Linked DNA regions of Homo sapiens: region 1 is linked to region 2. A link is an interaction called in ENCODE POLR2A ChIA-PET data of the cell type or tissue named here. Cell type or tissue: B cell. All regions are shown on one strand.

The links. ChIA-PET counts read pairs that join two places held together with the same protein. Peaks named below come from ENCODE experiments on the same cell type or tissue, not always from the same donor. Only the 100,000 strongest peaks of a DNase experiment are listed, where the experiment ranks them.
Region 1: POLR2A ChIA-PET joins it to region 2 with 5 read pairs; 5 of 35 experiments call an interaction of 5 or more read pairs at or near these places.

The regions. Positions count from the first base shown.
Region 1 is chr12:25,121,064-25,125,063 of GRCh38, reverse strand. DNAI7 (dynein axonemal intermediate chain 7) reads left to right here. Exons shown (of 16, transcript NM_018272.5): 10 at 1,778-1,853; 11 at 3,151-3,311. Among named protein-coding and RNA genes, the nearest start is that of IRAG2, 70 kb to the right of the region's middle. In B cell, no CTCF peak of the experiment used is centred here; no DNase peak of the experiment used is centred here.
Region 2 is chr12:25,058,575-25,062,574 of GRCh38, reverse strand. IRAG2 (inositol 1,4,5-triphosphate receptor associated 2) reads right to left here. Exons shown (of 22, transcript NM_001366544.2): 2 at 922-983. Among named protein-coding and RNA genes, the nearest start is that of IRAG2, 7.9 kb to the right of the region's middle. In B cell, no CTCF peak of the experiment used is centred here; a DNase peak (open chromatin) is centred at 3,664; H3K4me3 peaks cover 584 bases; H3K27ac peaks cover 3,703 bases.

The DNA of each region.
Region 1 (4,000 bases), 62 kb before region 2:
TCTTCACAATAGCAGAGACATGGAATCAACCTAAATGCCCATCAGTGACAGATTGGATAAAGAAAATGTACATACCCACCATGGAATACTATGCAGCCATAAGAAAGAATGAGATCGTGTCTTTTGCAGGAACGTGGGTGGAGCTGAAGGCTATTATCCTTAGCAAACTAATGCAGGAACATAAAACCAAATGCTACATATTCTCACTTGTAAGTGGGAGCTAAATGATGAGAACTGATGAACACAAAGAAGAGAATGGCAGACACTGGGGCCTACTTAGGAGTAGAGGGTGGGAGGAGAGCAAGGAGCAGAAAAATAACTATTGGGTACTAGGCTTCATACCTAGGTGATGAGATAATCTGTACAACAAACCCCTGTGACCTGAGTTTGCCTGTACAACAAGCCTTCACATGCACCCTCAAACCTAAAATAAAAGTTAAAAAAAAATTTAGTTCAAACTTACTACCTTTAGGTAAGAGAGGTGTTGCCTGTCTTCACCCACACATTTTCCCACAGAATTAACTCCTCTTCCTTGTACTCCTATTGTGGCTCCTTTACTTTATACTACAACACTTACAAAAATATACCCATTTGTTTACTTGCTTCCCTAATAGTCTGGAAGTTCCTTATGTCAGGGACCTTGTTTTTTATTGCCAGTGTCTAGCAATGCCACTACTATTTAGGAGCTCTGTAATTTTTTTTTTGAATGAATAAATAAGGGAGAAGGTTCAGAGGCATGATGGAAAGGGTTTGCAGAGAATGTAATAGTGTTAAAGCTGGTCAGGGGGAAGACACATAGGGCAATATGGTGATGAGAGATGGGAAAGGCTAGTCTACTAAGGGGGACTTGTCTGTGTATGATGGGTAAGAGTCATGGGAATAACTAGCTTTAAATTTCTGACTAGAACTCTGGTATAAGGTTATTCTATTGCTGCAGAAGTACAGGTGCTACCTGAAGTCAAGTGAAGTTTGCTGGATGTCATTCAATTTGCAAGTATTAGCACACACACACACACACACACACACACACAATTTTTATACTAGCAACACTGCATTTATCTAGTGCTTTACATTACCCAAAGTTCTTTTATTTCCATTATCTTATTTGACCCTTAAAACAGTTATCTCCCTCAGCTTCAGTTTCCTTATTTCTTCGGATTGTTTGCAAGATGTGTTATATGTCTGATACACAGTTAAATACCAAATGTGTTATTGTTACATCAGGAATTTGAGGCTCATAATAGTTAAATGACTTGCTCAAGGTCAGAAAGGTAAGTTAGTGGCAGATTTAGACATAAAGTCTAGATTATTTTTACTGCACTAGAGTACAATGGGATACTATCTTCTACATTACTTGAGCTGCAACATCTTTAATTTCCTTGAGAGACTTACCCAAAAGCAGGCTTTGGGATGACTCTACCAGAGCTGATTATCAAATTTAAGCAAAATCTACCTCCTGGATAAACCAAAATGCAAATATAAATAATATTTTTTATAGCTTGCATTGCTTCCTAATCTCCATCTTTTACACTTGAGGATTTTCAGCAGAGAATCTGAGCAGGGTAACCTCTTGCCCTTGTGAAGTTTTGTAGATATTTTAATTGCTTGTTAAAATATTGCTTTTGAGTCCAGTTTTATGGTAGAGCAAGTATCAGTTTGGGGTTTTCAGCCTAGAATTAAGGTAGCAGGCATCTGAAGTGAGGACTGGAACACAAAGACAATGACTGTACTATGTAGACACTGACAATCACACCCATATGTCTGTGGTTTTTTATAGAGTTCTGCTGAGGAAGAATCTGAAGCCATAAAATGTGAACGAGAGATGAAAGTATTAAGTGAAACTGTTTCAGCAGGTATTCTAAATTACATTTTAAGAATTTAACTTTATTGAGATTTTCTTCTTACAGAAGAAATACAGGATCATTGTTAAAAAAATTCAGACATTGCAAAAATATATTTAAAGTGAAAATTCTTCATAGTCCCTTTTCTGAGATACCAGTGTTAACAGATTTCTTTGCTCAATTTATCCCTGTCTCTCTTAATTTCTAATAAAACCATGGGATTATATTATACAAATGTTTTTGTTGAGAATTACTTTTTTCCCACCTAACAACGTGTTACATACATAGAACACAATATATATTTCATGTAAATGAATATTCAACATTATTCTAAGAATACATTGGTAACCTCACTTTTTGAAGTAGTTGTATAATTCCATCCAATAATGGAACACTTTTTAAATCCCTATTGATAGGCAGGTTGTTTCTAATTTTGTATTACTACAATATTGTAATGAACTTTCACAAGTACACATACACAACTGAAAATCTCGCAACACTTCTGGGTATTAACAAGTGTTTGCATTCAGTCTTGTCCTGGCAAATAGCAGTTGGATATAGTTTAGAAGTGTCAAGGCAATAGCGATGTCTAATTTGTCAATCTTTTAGTTTGAGATTTATATACATCTTTTCTGTTAACTTTATGCTTCTTTCCCCATAACTTCTAGGAATCTATTTTCTATATATTTCTTAGCATATTTTTTCATAACAGGCCTTAAACTTCACTTTTTCTTTCTTCTTCTTCTTCTCCTTCTTTTTTTTTTTTTTTTTTTTGAGATGAGATCTTGCTCTATTGCCCAGTAGTGGTGCAGATTATGGCTCACTGCAGCCTCAACTGCCCAGGCTCCAGTAATTCTCCTACCTCAGCCTGCTGAGTAGCTGGGACCACAGGCATGCACCACCAGGCTAGCTAATTTTTAAATTATTTATAGAGATGGGGTCTTGCTATGTTGCCCAGACTCGTTTTAAACTCCTAGGCTCAAGCGATTCTCCCACCTCAGCCTCGCAAAGTAGTGGGCATGAATCACTGCCCCCAGCCTGTTTTCATTTTAATAATAACACATGCTTATTGTATGGTTTCATAGATGAAATAAAAATTATGTCCTCCCCTATACCCCACCATTACTCATGCCTGTTTCCACTTCCAAGGTCAGCTCTATGAATCATTTTGAGTTAACTGCTTTTTGAAAAGTTTTAGTAGCTGGTTGAATAGAAACTTCCTTTACCAGTATGAGAATTTTTAAATTTCTTTCCTAAGAACATACTAAACTGTAATCTATTTGAAAACTGTTAATCTGATTAATTTTAGCACAGTTGTTGCTGGTAGAGAATTCTTCTGAAAAGCCAGATTTCTTTGAAGACAATGTGGTGGATTTATGCCAGTTCACAACTCTGGGTGGAGTATACCACTTGGATATTTTGGAGCTTCCTCCACAGTGTAAACCAGTGAAGGGATGGATGATTGTGGAAGTAGGTTGATTCTTGAATCAAAACTTATAAGTAAAATAATTGCTCACGCTTTTACTTTATTTCATATTATCTAACATCTAATAAGCTTTAACCTTATTAAACACAAAGGAAAAAATGTAATTTTAAACTGTCTTAAATGTATTGGTATTGAAAATTTGAATCAGATGCTAAAAGAATCTAAAATAATATGACGTTTGTACTAGAATTCAGATATGTTAACTTCATTGTAAATTTACATCATTATGTTTTGTTAGTGCCAATTTGGTCTTAATAATAATATTCTAGATCAGAGGTTGGCAAACTTTTTCTGTAACAGGCCAGATGGTAAATATTTTCACCTTCGCGGTCCCTACTAGCTCTGATGCAGCTACTCAACTCAGCCATTGCAGCACTAAAACTGCTGTGTATAAACGAATGGGCACAGCTATGTTCCAATAAAACTTTATTTACAAAAATTGGTGGTGAGTGGGATTTCCCAGGGACCGTAGTTTATGGACTCCAGTCTAAATCAGTGGTTGTTAATATGTGTTCCCTCGAGCAGAGGCATCAGCATCCTCTGGCATCATCTGGGAATTTGCTAGAAATGCAAATTAATGAGCCCCACCTCAAACTTACTGAATCCGAAACCCTGGAGGTAAGGCTCAACAATCTGTTTTGGAAAAATACACCCTAAAGTTTGGAAATCACTA
Region 2 (4,000 bases):
TGAAATCTGTAGGCAGAGGCTAAAGAAGCTTGTTAGAGATGCAACTCAGAGTAGTGAAAATGGTGTCTGTGAAAATTTGATAGCTATAAAATTATTGCCTTAATCCAAGAGGTAGATTCACATCTATCATAGTTATATTATAATAGAAAATGTTGTTGGTGTTCTTGAGATGATTAAAGCATCTTTAGATATGGAGGTTTTTCCAGCTCAACTTATTGCAGAGGGCTTTTCAGGCACTCTGCCTAGCTTAATCTTCCACATGGTTTTTTTTTTCCTGCTTTAACAGATGTGTCTGCATGATGCCCTAGAAACAGATACATGCAAATATCACCCTTCTTTCTTTCCTCCTCCATCATCTTCCTCCAGTGCCAACCTTGCTGCCTTGCTGTTCCCTTATGTTCTTCATTTCTGAACAAAAAGGAGATTCACCAAGTATCACAAGGGAAGGAAATACACTTTACCAGGGATATCTTGAGATGACCCATACAGAAAGAAATAGAAAGTTTAATTCAAATATGAGAAAGAAAAAAGAGACAGTAACCATCAAAGCCTATTCAAGAATACTCAAAATTTCAGCATATTATAAATTGAATGATATGCCCTTACTATCAGAAAGGAGGTCCCCAAGACTGAAAAACTGGCTGTTCGCTAATAGATATAGTGGTGGGGCAAAGAAAATTCTGAAATGCTTCCTCTCTAGAAGATATTATCAGTAGCCACTCACTAATGTAAGATCTCCTTTCTTATTTTGCTAAATACTTTAAGTGCAGAAGAGAACAAAGTCCACCAAAACATTTTCTTCTAAACTGGTTATTTAATTTAATGATTAAAGTCATTGTCTGTTATAAATTAGCTTCAAAACCTTACATGAATTGAACAACTTCCTCCACAGTAACTGAACACATATCAGAGATATTTTACCTGAAACAGCAAGCCATGGTGTTCCCCTTCAATGAACTCCTTTTGAAGTGACTCAATTGTTGCTACAAAGAGAATTTATAACCAGCTCAATATGACCATTTTAATTTAATTAATTAATGAATTTATTTCAAGACAGGATTTGGTTCTATTGCCCAGATTGGAGTGCAGTGGCATGATCTCACCTCACTGCAAACTCTGCCTCCTGGGCTGAAGCCATCCTCCTGTTTCAACCTCCCAAGTAGCTGGAATTACAGGCACATGCCACCCACACTCAGCTAGTTTTGGTATTTTTTGTAGAGATGGGTTTCACCATGTTGTCTAGACTGGTCTCAAACTCCTGAGTTCAGGTGATCCACCCACCCCGGCCTCCCACAGTGCTGGGATTACAGGCATGAGCCACTATGCCCAGTATGAGCATATTTAACCTTGTCTCCTTTAATTCATTTCATTGCTTCAAAAACTTTTAATGGCTTTAAATTTGGGGCCTCAAGAAAAGGAAAGGGAAAATAATGATTTCTGAGAATGGCACTCTCAACTTATGACTCGGGAAAAATGGAAAACCAGGCTAGAACAGATAAGCCATTATCTCCCTTGGGTATTTAAATTTTACTTTGATAGATACATGTGAATTGTCTTCTAGAAGTGAGTCACAGAATTGTCTAATCTTAAGCTAAGAATACATCTTAGGCCTGGTGCAGTGGCTCACACCTCTAATTTCAGCTCTTTGAGAGACCAAGGTGGGTGGATCATTTTAGGCCAGTACTTTGGGACTAGCCTGGCCAACAGGACAAAACCCCATCTCTACTAAAAAAAAAAAATACAAAAATTAGCTGGGTGTGGTGGCGCATGCCTGTAATCCTAGCTACTTGGGAGGCTGAGGCAGGAGAATCACTTGAACCTGGGAGGTGAAGGTTGCAGTGAGCCAAGATCATGCCACTGCACTCCAGGGCGAGACTCCCTCTCAAAAAAAAAAAAAAAAAAAAAAGAAAATACATTTTAGAGGTCATTCAGTCTGACCTCCTACTGATAAAGAAATCCTATCTCCAATAAGCCTCTGCTTGAGCCCTCAAATTACAGCCCTAGGATCCCAGAATCCTACAAGTAGATCTCAGATCATGAGAACACTGATGTGCAGACGATTGAAAAGGTAACTGGTAAATCATGGAGCTGAGATTAGACTCATGGAACAGAGCTTAACTCAGGGTATCATTCTGTGAAACTAAAAATATTTGTTTTTCTGCTTAAGTAAAATCTCTAAAGGTCTTATGCCTGGAATAATGGAAATGGGGGAAAAGTACCTAATATTTAACTAGCTCTTTGATGTACATAATAACATATTATTTATTTGACAAATCCTACTCTCTGAAACATAGCCAAAACCAGAAAATAAACCCAAATCTTTTGAACAACTAGAATAGATACTGATATTTATGCCCTTTATTCACGTGGCAAACCTCACACTTCAACTCAAGCAGTGGGCTCTGGGTATATACATAATTTTCACCAGTTTGACTGCCTTCTCAGCCCAAAGAAGATTAAAAGCAAAACTTAAACAAGGATATAAGGAGCTCTGCTAGATGGAAGCATATTAATAGCTACCACTTTTTTTTAAAATCACTAACAGCCAGGAAAATTATTAACAGCAGATACTCTGGCATCCAAAATACATAGAAATCTGGTGCTTCTTATTTTATAAACCAACAGTTTTATATCTTAATAGCCTGGAGAAATTCTGAGTCATGAGCATAATGCTAATGAAAAGAAGTACATAATCTAATTTTTAATTTTTTTCAGGAAAAAGGCTCTAAAAGCTTCAATTATGTAGAAAATTACCTATGTAAATTTTTTATTTTATAGGACTTTTTTTTGGTAAAAATAACTTACTTCTCAATCAAGCTTGACATAGTGTTACTAGGCCCACTAGGAGCAAAACAGATGTTTGTTTTTCAAACATCTCCCTCACATAGGAAGAAAAGCATATTTTTAAAAGAGTATTTCTAGGCTGGGTGCGGTGGCTCATGCCTGTAATCCCAGCATTTTGGGAGACCGAGGCAGATGGGTCACCTGAGGTCGGGAGTTCGAGACCAGCCTGAACAACATGGTGAAACCTTGTCTCTACTAAAAATACAAAAAAATTAGCCAGGCATGGTAGCACACACCTGTAGTCCCACCTACTCAGGAGGCTGAGGCAGGAGAATTGCTTGAACCCGGGAGGCGGAGGTTGCAGTGAGCCGAGATCAAGCCATTGCACTCCAGCTCTGGGTGACAGAGCAAGACTCTGTCTCAGGGGAAAAAAAAATAAGTATTTCTAACCTACAAAAGTAATTTAAAATTTATTTCTTATTAATACTTAGGACCCTGGTAAAGATGAAATTTTTAAAAAATTCTGTCTTAACTGTATTAAGAAGGAAGGCCCTGTGCTCCTTCTGATCTACATCTAAACAATAGCAACCAAAGCAATAAGAAGTGGCCATCGTGTGTTTCTGAAGGTCGTGTATCTCCAAAATACAAATTCAGAATACTATCTTACAATTGCCAATGAAGCCGTGTTTCAGAAGCGATGATGAGCTAGTATAAGATTGTCTAAATTGCCCATCTGCTTGCTCACCAGGCAATCTTGGGTTTTAGAAACAGTCTATCTTGAAGCATTCAAATTGAAAGCCTTATTTCAACAGATGTTTTGTGCAATGCATAGCAACTATTTCCATATTTTCCACATGGCAAAACAAGTTGGCTTATGACCACAATTTGCATTCACCTTTGCATTCTGCTTTACATGTTTGGAGTTGGACCTGTAATGCCTCTAGAACAAATATATGCTTCATATAGAAGGAAGTAAAACAATGGCTACTGTATCCCCTGCTGTTGCCATCTGCCATGTAGGATGGGACCAGGTGTCTTGGATACATTGCCTCTGAAGAAAGTTGAGATAAAGCAACTTTCTAAATGACTAAGCAATGAGGTCTCAGGCAAAGGCCCCACAATTAATTGCCTGTTGAAAATGAAAATTATAACATTATTAGAGCCGTTATCATGTTAGCTATCAATGATGGATGACATTTATAGAGTACGGGGCTTG